Regions from separate parts of the Homo sapiens genome. Here region 1 is linked to region 2. A link is a loop called in an ENCODE intact Hi-C map of the cell type or tissue named here. Cell type or tissue: dorsolateral prefrontal cortex. All regions are shown on one strand.

Region 1 (5,000 bases), 730 kb before region 2:
CTGACCATCTCCTCCACCGTCTAGCTTCAACCGAAACCTGCTGTCCCTCCGAGGACACCCTGCAACCCTCTCAGGTGGGGGCTGTTTTTTTCTCTGGCTCTTGAAGAAGGCATATACATTTCCCAGGTGAAGTAGGAAAAGACTGATCCAAGCAAAGGAACTGAAAGGAGTAAAACCATGAAGAAGTAAGCTGAGGGCCTGTGTGAGGACCAGGAGAATTCCAGAGGCTGGGACTAAGGTCTGTAAGGGAGGTGTCACGGAAGAGGCTGAAGAATTAAGTAGGGCTGAATGGGAAGGCTTTTGAAGGCTAAGGAGCTTGCATTTTTATTTTAAGCGATTGGCTAGCTGTAAGCAAGGAATTGAAAGCATCAGATCTGTGTTTTGGCAAAATCACTTTGGCTAGAGCATGGAGAATGGATGGGAGTGGGACCAATTAAGGCAGGGTTGGCCGACTATGTCTGGTGGGCCTGTTTTTGTACCAGTCATTAGCTAAGAATGGATTTTGCATTTTTTATTTTAACGGAGTTTCCCTCTGTTGCTCAGGGTGGAGTGCAGTGGCGCGATCTCGGCTCACTGCCACCTCCACCTCCCTGGTTCAAGCAATTCCCCTGCCTCAGCCTCCCAAGTAGCTGGGATTACAGGCGCACACCACCGCACCTGGCTAATTTTTTTATTTTCATTTTTAGTAGAGATTGGGTTTTACCATGTTGGCCAGACTGGTCTCGAACTCCTGACCTTAGGCAATTCGTCCACCTCGGTCTCCCAAAGTGCTGGGATTACAGGCGTGAGCCACCGCGCCTGGCCTGAATTTTGCATTTTTAAAAGGCTGAAAAATAAACAAAAATAGTATTTGTGACACAAGAAAAATTATATGAAATTCAAATCTCAGTGATATTCAAAGAAAATATTTTTGGAACACAGCCATGCTCATTTAAGTATATATTGTCTATGGCTGCTTTTGACTGCATCAGCAGAGTTGAATAGTTGTGACAGAGACTGTGTAATATTGGAGTACCTTCACAATATTCTTGATTTTGTCTCTTGGTCTGCAGAGTCTAAAACTAAAATATTTGCTGTCTGGCCCTTTATAGAAAAAATTTGCTAATCCCTGAATTAAGGGATTGTTTTGGCACTTTGGGCAAGAAGCCTGGACTAGTTTGGAGGCAGTGGGGATGTAGACAACTGGATGAATTTGTGAACAATTCAGGAGATACGCTGAGTACAGGGAGTAAAAGACAGAAGGAGTCTGGGATGACTCCCAGCTTTCTGGTTTGAGCAACGTGTGAATGGTGGTGCTAGCCAGGCCAGGAATATCAAGAGAGAAAGTGAAACTCAAGGGCAGGGGAAGGACAGGGACTCACAGTGAAGAGTGAGAACTGTTTTCAGGCTTATTTTGTGTGATAGTCTGATTTGTGGGGTTATCCAGTGTGTGTATGTTACCAAAGGTGCTAACAACAACGATGTCAGAAGCAATAACCTCAAGCTCTCTCAAGCCCCTTAGAGCCTGAGGCTGGTGTGGGGAACCTGGCCATTCAAAAGACTTTTGTGCTCTAAAGGTGAGCAGGTACTTGTCTAAATTTCCAGTTGGGTCAGCATGAGTCCTGTGAAATCCCAGCCAGTGTCCTAAGAATAAAACCAAGGATTCCAAAGGCCTGGGGCCATGGGGGATTAGGAGAAGTTGGAGCTGTTCCTAGATGCCAAGCCCCCTACCTTCTATCTCCTTGTTGGTGAATTTGGTATACTGGCCAGAGAGGTAGGGCCTGTCTCTGCAAGTTTATAGTGGTATCCAAGGAAGCTGATTCTTCTGGGGTCTGATGTACCTGCTGAGACTTGGGGGCAGGGACTGGGGTGGCCAGAATCACCTACTCCATCTTGTCCTGTGGTCTTGTCTGATAAGCAGGCTCAGGCGGGTTACAAGAGCCGTGTTTTGGCAGAGCTATTCCTGTGATTGCCGGCAGATGGCGCTAAAGCAACACGGTGGGAGTGGAAGGAAGGTGGCGCAGGAGGAGAGAGGATCCTAACTTCTCCAGGCCGGAGAAGGGGTTGGTAGCAGTAGAGGGGAAGACAGCATTCAAAAAGCCGCTTCATTCTTTCCCTATTTCCAGCTCAGGCGTGTAGTCGCCCTTGTTTCTGGGGCCAAGAAAGACTCTCAGAACGGGGCAGTGGTGGAGTGTTTGGGGTGGACAGTTGCCATGTCCAGCCACCCTCTCTCTTTGGGTTTATCCCATTTCCCCAATTCTCTGGCAGCTGGGCCTGCAGGAATCTAGCTTCAGAGGACTGAGGGCACAGACCCCATCTCCGGGAAGCCTTCCTGGAATGCACACACCCTTTCCCGCCGAAACTTGTTCCCCCAAACTGCTTTAACCAAGCCATGATGGGATTTAAGTTTCTTCTCCCTGGATTGGGGGCATGGGCTTTTCAAAGCTCAGGCTGGAGGTGTAGGGTCAGAGCTGGGTCTGAAACTAGTCCTGGTTTCTGGCATTTACCGGTGAGCAGCCCTGTCCCGTGGTAACACTGATCATAGAGCCATTGAGGGCATTTCCCTACAATCTCTCTCATCCTCCTAACACTTCTGCAAAGGGCTTGTTCCCGTTTCAGAGATGAAGACACTGAGAAGAGACATGCCTAAGGTTGTTCAGTGAGGGACATGGCAGGTCAGACCTGCATCTGGGACAAGGGACAAGTGTGAACTGCTAGCTCCATTCCTGATGTGAATACCAGATTTACCCCCTCCACTTCTGGCCTTCAGTAGAGACCAGGTTAATCTGGCCCCAAAGTTCCTATTCTCCCAGCACTGCTCAGCTTGCTCAGTCCTTCTGCCTCCCAGGACCTCAGTTTCAACGCCTTTAACATGGGGCAGGGCATTTAGCCTTAAAGGGGCCTTAGGGCTGTGAGGGAGCAGTGGTAAGGGAGGGGCCCTCTTAGGAACTTGAGCTCACAACCCCGTAAGCTGTGCTGGTGGGAAGGGGATATGGGGTTTGGATCCTTCCAAACAGGAAGGTCCAAACAGCAGGGTCATTCTCACAGTGCTGTAGTTCCTGGCTAGCCTATCCTGTTTAGATCTTCAATGGATACCATTTCCTATCGTGTTGGAAGCTTTCTTCCAAAGGCTTCTGGGAGTCCCAACGGCTATAAGGGGGCTGAATCTCCACTCCTCTCTCTGCAAGGGCTTAGCTCCACCCAGGACCTCATCCCTCTAGGCCAATGATTCTCAAACTTTACCCTGCATCAGAACACCTAGAGGGCTTGTTAAAAATAGGTGGCGAGTTCCACAGAGTTTCTGATTTAGTAAATCTAGGAGGACCCTGAGAATTCTCATAGCTAACAAGTTCCCAGGTGATACTGGGGCTACTGGTCAGAACCACTGTGAACTGAAAGATTCACTCAGCAAGTCTGGATTATCCGAATCCTGCACATTTGCACATTTCAAAGAAAGGTTTGGCCTTGCCTGGCTCCTGGAAGATAACACTAAACCCTTGGAATATCCTGCCTGGTAAGTGTTTTTGCTTACCTTTGCTCCTTGGGCCACATGGTATCAGTTTAACTTCTGGAAGGGCTGGAGACTAAGTAAGGTCAGCCATGTGGGTGGTCAGCTATGCTTACACGATCAGCCTCCAGTAAGAACATTGGACACCAAAGCTCTGGTGAGCTTTCTTGGTTGGCAGTACTTCATTTTTTTTTGTCATACATCATTGCTTGGAAGATTGGGCACTGTCTGCACGACTCCACTGGGAGAGGACAGCTGGAAGTTTGTATCTGGTCTCTCCTGGTCTCTGCTCTGTGCACCTTTTGCTGTTGCTGTTTTATGCTCTATGTTCTTTCACTGTAATAAACTGTGAGGATAATAACTTTGCTGAGTTCTATGCATCATTCTAGCAAATCACTGAACCCAATGATCGTCTTGGAAACCACTACTCCAGGCTACGGGATTAACCTCTCTAGAATTCCTTTGCGTTGGGCTTTGGGGACCCTTCACCAAAGAAGTGCCTTATAACCTGACCTGAGGGTCATCCTGATGGAGTGTTTTGGCCTAAATACTTTAGGCTGTCATCTACTCAGTCCAGAGGTCAGGAGGTTATGAATTGCCTGGAAGTCTGGGTGTTGCTCTGTGGGGTAACCCTGAACAATCCTCCTGGATCTCTGGGCCTTATCTCCTCATGTGTAAATGGGGGTTTGGAAGAGTTCTGTTCTCCCCGGGTATGGCAGAGCCAATAGAGAATATGCAGGGATGTGGGCAGGGTTGGTTTATTTCACCTAGCTGCCTCACTTCCAGAGGTCAGGTCTGCCTTTTATAGCCCCACTCACCTGAGCCAGGGACTCCACGGTGCTGGGGTCCCCAGGCTTTAGTAGATCCAACCATGCAGTGCTGGCCCTCCTAGAACCACTTTCACGGCCACGGCCCACATTCCAAAGTACTTGGGCCCTCCCTGCCCCATTCAGCCCTGGCCTGAGACCAAGGCCTTGAGCCAACACAGTTAGGAAGGCCCCTTAGTGCCCGCTGGTTATGTGGCTTTATTCACAGACTCAGCACTTGCTGAGGATGAAAGGAAAGAACATTTGGGGCCAGGCTGGGCCTGGAGATCCGGGTGGCTGGGAGGCCATGCATGGGTTGGATTGGGGAGCTCACAGGAGAGAACCTGCTGGCTGGGCCAGGCCTGTGTGGGGCAGGGCCGGAGGCAGGCAGCATGCGGGAGGCCTGGCTAGATCTGCATGGAGCAGATCCATCCAGGTGGTGGCTGTGAGCCAGGAGGGAGGGACTGAGGCTTCTCTGGGGCAGGGGGTATGGATTTGCGGCTGGATAGCAGGCACACTTGACTCCCACTCCCAGGAAAATGATATTGTAGGACAGTCAGGACACCTGGCTCCTGGTCCTGTTGCTGCCTCGGGACTTGATATGTGACTAGCCAAGCCGGACCCTTCCAGTGTCATTGTCTTGCTGATGCTTGGACATTTGCCTTGGAGTTGACCCACCTAGGGACCCTCTGAGGACATTTGTGGAC
Region 2 (5,000 bases):
CCCATCTCTACCAAAAACACAAAAAAATTAGCCAGGCGTGGTGATGTGCGCCTGTAGTCCCAGCTACTCAGGAGGCTGAGGCAGGAGAACTACTTGAACCCAGGAGGTAGAGGTTGCAGTGAGCCGAGATCACGCCACTGCACTCCAGCCTGAGCAATAGAGCAAGACTCTGTCTCAAACAAAAAAAAAAAAAAAAAAAAGGAAAAAGCCGGGTGTGGTGGCTTACGCCTGTAATCCCAGCACTTTGAGAGGCTGAGGTGGGAGGATCACTTGAGTCCAAGAATTCAACACCAGCCTGCTCAACACAGCTAGATCCTGTTTCTATTTAAAAAAAAAAAAAAAAAAGAAGAAGAAGAAAAAAAAGGGGGCTGGGCGCGGTGACTCACGCCTGTAATCCCAGCACTTTGGGAGGCTGAGGCGGGCAGATCACGAGGTCAGGAGATCGAGATCATCCTGGCTAACACGGTGAAACCCTGTCTCTACTAAAAATACAAAGAAATTAGCCGGGCGTGGTGGCAGGCGCCTGCAGTCCCAGCTACTCGGGAGGCTGAGGCAGGAGAATGGCGTGAACCCAGGAGGTGGAGCTTGCAGTGAGCCGAGATTGTGCCACTGCACTCCAGCCTGGGCAACAGAGCAAGATTCCACCTCAAAAAAAAAAAGGAAAAAATTATTTGCAATGTCAATCCCAGGCTCTAGCTCCCTTTATGAAAATTTTCTGCTACAAAATAAATCAACACTTGGCAATAAATCCCCTTATGTTCAACATATGAAAGTCAAAAATTATGTTTTAACCAAATGACATTCTAGTTGCAAATTAAAAACCTGATTAGTGAATAGTAAACAGGTGTGTCAGGACATGTTCCACTAAAGTAAATAACAGGTCAGGCACAGTGGCTTACACCTGTAATCTTAGCACTTCGGGAAGCTGAGGCAGGCACATCGCTTGAGCCAAGTTTGAGACCAGCCTGGGCGACACAGCAAGACCACATCCCTATTTTTTTCTTTTAATTAAAAAAATTATAGCCAGGCATGGTGGCTCACCCCTATAATCCCAGCACTTTGGGAGGCCAAGACGGTCGGATTGCTTGAGTCCAGGAGTTGGAGACCAGCCTGGGCAACATGGCTAAACCGATCTCTATTAAAAAATACAAAAATTAGCCAGGCATGGTGGTACATGCCTATAATCCCAGCTACTCGGGAGGCTGAGGTATAAGAATCACTTGAACCCAGGAGGTGGAGGTTGCGGTGAGCCAAGATTGTGCCACTGCACTCCAGCCTTGGCAAGAGTGAGACTCTTGTCTCAAAAAAATAATAAATTAGAAATTATATAAAAATAAAAAAAATAAACAACAGATGACAAGAACTTGCTTGTCTAACATGGTGGGTATGTTTCAACCACGTATAATAAACTGTGCTTCCCAAAGTGTGTTTGGTGAAAAGACTAGGCCCAGTGAGGAGAGGCCATTTCGTTTTAACTGTACCACCATGAATACAAACAAGTGAACTAGAAAAGGTCGCCACACTACTGCAAAATGTGCTAAAAAAAAATTAACAGACCTCAGCATGATGAAAAAGGAGAAAAAGTGCATTCTCTTCCTAAAGAACTCTGCTTATTGTATACAGGTCAACTCAAGTAATTTAAGGGTAGCGTTTAGGATGTCAAATCATTGTTTACCTGAAGCATGGACTTGGGGTGAGGCAGATCTTCTCCTTGATAAATTTTAATATATGCCTTAAAATATAAACATAAAAACTGCTATAAAATGTTATTCAGTCATATCTTACTCATATTTAATTTTTAGAAAGTGACCATACAACTGCATTTTCCTAAAGACTTAGGTCAACAACCAGGAATTAGCAAAAACACACCACACACCTTTGAGTGCATGTTAGCATTTTTAGTTAACTAAAAATGTTCTCAAGCAGCACAAGCCTACAGAGGCTAGGATTCCCATCCAGCTCCCCATGCACGCTGGCCTCACCACTACCTGTGGGCAGAGTGACCATCCGCCTTGAGGTAGTCGTGTCACATCTAGGTGCCGTCTCCTCCTACTCACAGCAACTTCCTAACCACCTCCTGTCCACACCATCTTCCTTGAGGAACAATCTTCCTTTAGTCACAGCTAATTGCTCCTCTAAGAGAGTGCAAAGAACATCCATTTGGTTCTTAGACCGATACTGCCACCCAATGGCCCACTCCTGGAAGGACACCAAGGTCTCTGAAAATGCCTCTCACCATCTCCCCCAGAAAATTTTTAAGTTTCAAAATATTTAAATTCAAGTTGATTTACGAGTGAGATCAGCTTTACCAAAAATCAAACATTTTAATAACTAAAACCCATATTTACCTTAAAATACTCCAGTAGTCCCCGACAGGTGACCTTTGAGCCATTGATCTCCTTTTCCATTAACTTAGATGGGTTTAATACATACGGTATCAGTGCCTGTAACTGCTCTTTGAATTCACCAGCAATATCTGTTCACAGGACGACAAAGAAGGGAAAAATAAGCCAAACAGCCTTATTCAACCAAGGTGAACACACAATGCAGTCTTCCCAGTCTAGTGCTTTTAACATTGGTTGTTAAAAGTGAGAGAGAAGCCGGGCACGGTGGCTCACGCCTATAATCCTAGCACTTTGGGAGGCCGAGGCAGGTGGATTGCCTAAGGTCAGGAGTTCGAGACCAGCCTGACCAACATGGTGAAACCCCGTCTCTACTAAAAATAGAAAAACTAGCCAGGCGTGGTGGCAGGTGCCTGTAATCCTAGCTACTCAGGAGGCTGAGGCAGGAGAATCTCTTGAACCCAGGAGGAGGAGGTTGCAGTGAGCCAAGATTGCACCATTGCACTCCAGGCTGGGAAACAAGAGTGAAACTCCATCTCAAGAAAAAAAAAAAAAAAGTGGGAGAGAAGAAGGGGTCTGAGACTATGTTTTGACACTTTCTGGCTATGACCAAGTTGCTGACAGATCTCTGTCCCAATGTACCTTCATTTTTCTCCTTCCCCACTGTAGTAGAAAGTCTTCTCTAGTTCAAAATAGAATACTATATATGCAGAATATCTTTACCTTGGTTTTCATTCTGGGATATCTGGTCTACTCCCTAGCCTTTCAAGAAATTTCACTTTTTAAAGAATTTGATGGCCGTGCGTGGTGGCTCACGCCTGTAATCCCAGCACTTTGGGAGGTCAAGGCGGGTGGATCACGAGGTCAGGAGTTCCAGACCAGTCTGGCCAAGATGGTGAAACCCCGTCTCTACTAAACATACAAAAATTAGCCGGGGGTGGTGGCGGGCACCTGTAATCCCAGCTACTCGGGAGGCTGAAGCAGAGAATAGCTTGAACCCGGAAGGCAGAGGTTGCAGTGAGCCGAGATCGCACCACTGCACTCCAGCCTGGGCAACAGAGTGAGACTCCATCTCAGAAAAAAAAAAAAAGAATTTCATTAACAGGGTCTTCAACAAGTCAATTTTCAACCTCTCAAGTTGTCTCAGGCCTTTGCCATGCCCTCACACTACTACTCCTTTAAATCAATTAGAAATCACTGGTCATTGATTTATTCTTGTTAATTTTTTTAATGTTAAAAGAAGTAGAAGTACCTGTGCCTCATTATATTTATTTTCTATTATCTCCTCAGAGACCCTCGGAACCACCCCAAAATGAAAAGACCACTAACTCAAGAAAGGTGACAGATTCTCTGCAGCTTCTACAAGGTTCCCACAGAGGGATCAGTACAGCCATTAAATAGAGCTCTTTCCTCAAAGTAAGAATTATTAGCTGGTCCAACTATGAAGACACAGGAGAATTAAAATACAGAAAAGCTGATTTACATAATCTTCTAACATCTTCCTGGGTTCCCAGCTATACACTGAAAAAAAGCAGGTAGGAGCCCACATCAAATAAGAACTCTTTAATACTCCACCAACCAGACTATAATATGAAAAATGAAACTAAAATTTCAAGAAAGCATGGGAAAAATACTTTATAACCTTGCAGTGAAAAAGTATAAAAGTATACATAACAGGCCATTCTGTACACATTCACATTTGCTTTCATATACTAAAGAAACTCTGAAAGACTACAAAAATGGAAGAGAGACTTTTCACTGAGTACTTTTTAATCCTTTTTAAAATTTTAAACATGTGAATGTATTACATATCCAAAAAACCTTTTTGTATGGTTTCAATTTCCATCACACTGAAAGATGGAGTGTTTCAAAAAATACCTCACACAAGTAGCAGCAGGATCCAGATGCTACACTTGTCACTTTAACAAGCTGTACAGACCCTATATGCTACTCATGTTTCTATGAAGGCTACACCAAAATAATAGTTTTAAAATTAGAATAGACAAGAACTATCTCATAACAGAAACAAACTCAATCTTTAGTGGTGTCAAAGAAGACTGTGCCCTACAAAGCCTCCTGTGTTAATTTCCAACTAAACAACTCAGTAGTTACTGTATTAGGTCTCCCTGTGACAGTAAGTAGGAAGATAACAATTTTCTTTATGCTGACAACACAGTCATCTTGCATCTGATGAAAAGTATTCTCAAAAAGCAGCTATTCTAGGCCTAGCGTGGTGGCCCGCACCTGTAATCCCAGCACCTTGGGAGGCCAAGGTGGGCAGATTGCTTGAGGCCAGGAGTTCAAGACCAGCCTGGCCAACATGGTGAAACCCCGTTTCTACTAAAAACACAAAAATTACCCAGGCATGGTAGCGCACTCCTGTAATCCCAGCTACTCGGGAGGATGTGGCACAAGAATCGCTTGAGCCCGGGAGGCGGAGGTGGCAGTGAGCTGAGATCGCACCACTGCACTCCAGCCTGGGCAACAGAGTGTAGACAAGACTTTGTCTCAAAAAACAAAACAAAACAAAAAAAAAAAAACTCAGCAGCTATTCTAGCTAATTACTTCAAGAAACAGCAGCTCAGCATCAGTTATACCAAAACTAAGATCATGTTTGGCAGGCATCTACCTCTAAATAAGTGGTTGATCTTTAAAAAT

Evidence for each region. Peaks named below come from ENCODE experiments on the same cell type or tissue, not always from the same donor. Only the 100,000 strongest peaks of a DNase experiment are listed, where the experiment ranks them.
Region 1: it touches region 2 in a loop (6-fold over the local background); 5 of 110 quality-filtered maps call a loop at or near these places.

What each region holds. Positions count from the first base shown.
Region 1 is chr11:62,904,187-62,909,186 of GRCh38, forward strand. It overlaps CHRM1 (cholinergic receptor muscarinic 1), which reads right to left. Exons shown (of 2, transcript NM_000738.3): 2 at 4,493-5,000. Among named protein-coding and RNA genes, the nearest start is that of CHRM1-AS1, 2.7 kb to the right of the region's middle. In dorsolateral prefrontal cortex, CTCF peaks have their summits at 1,955 (motif pointing right) and 2,156; a DNase peak (open chromatin) is centred at 1,955; H3K27ac peaks cover 4,048 bases.
Region 2 is chr11:63,633,859-63,638,858 of GRCh38, forward strand. It overlaps ATL3 (atlastin GTPase 3), which reads right to left. Exons shown (of 13, transcript NM_015459.5): 9 at 2,349-2,476; 10 at 1,676-1,732. It overlaps LNCROPM (lncRNA regulator of PLAAT3 mediated phospholipid metabolism), which reads left to right. Exons shown (of 4, transcript NR_199012.1): 2 at 3,633-3,877. Among named protein-coding and RNA genes, the nearest start is that of LNCROPM, 20 kb to the left of the region's middle. In dorsolateral prefrontal cortex, CTCF peaks have their summits at 2,183 (motif pointing left) and 2,388; a DNase peak (open chromatin) is centred at 2,163; H3K27ac peaks cover 1,097 bases.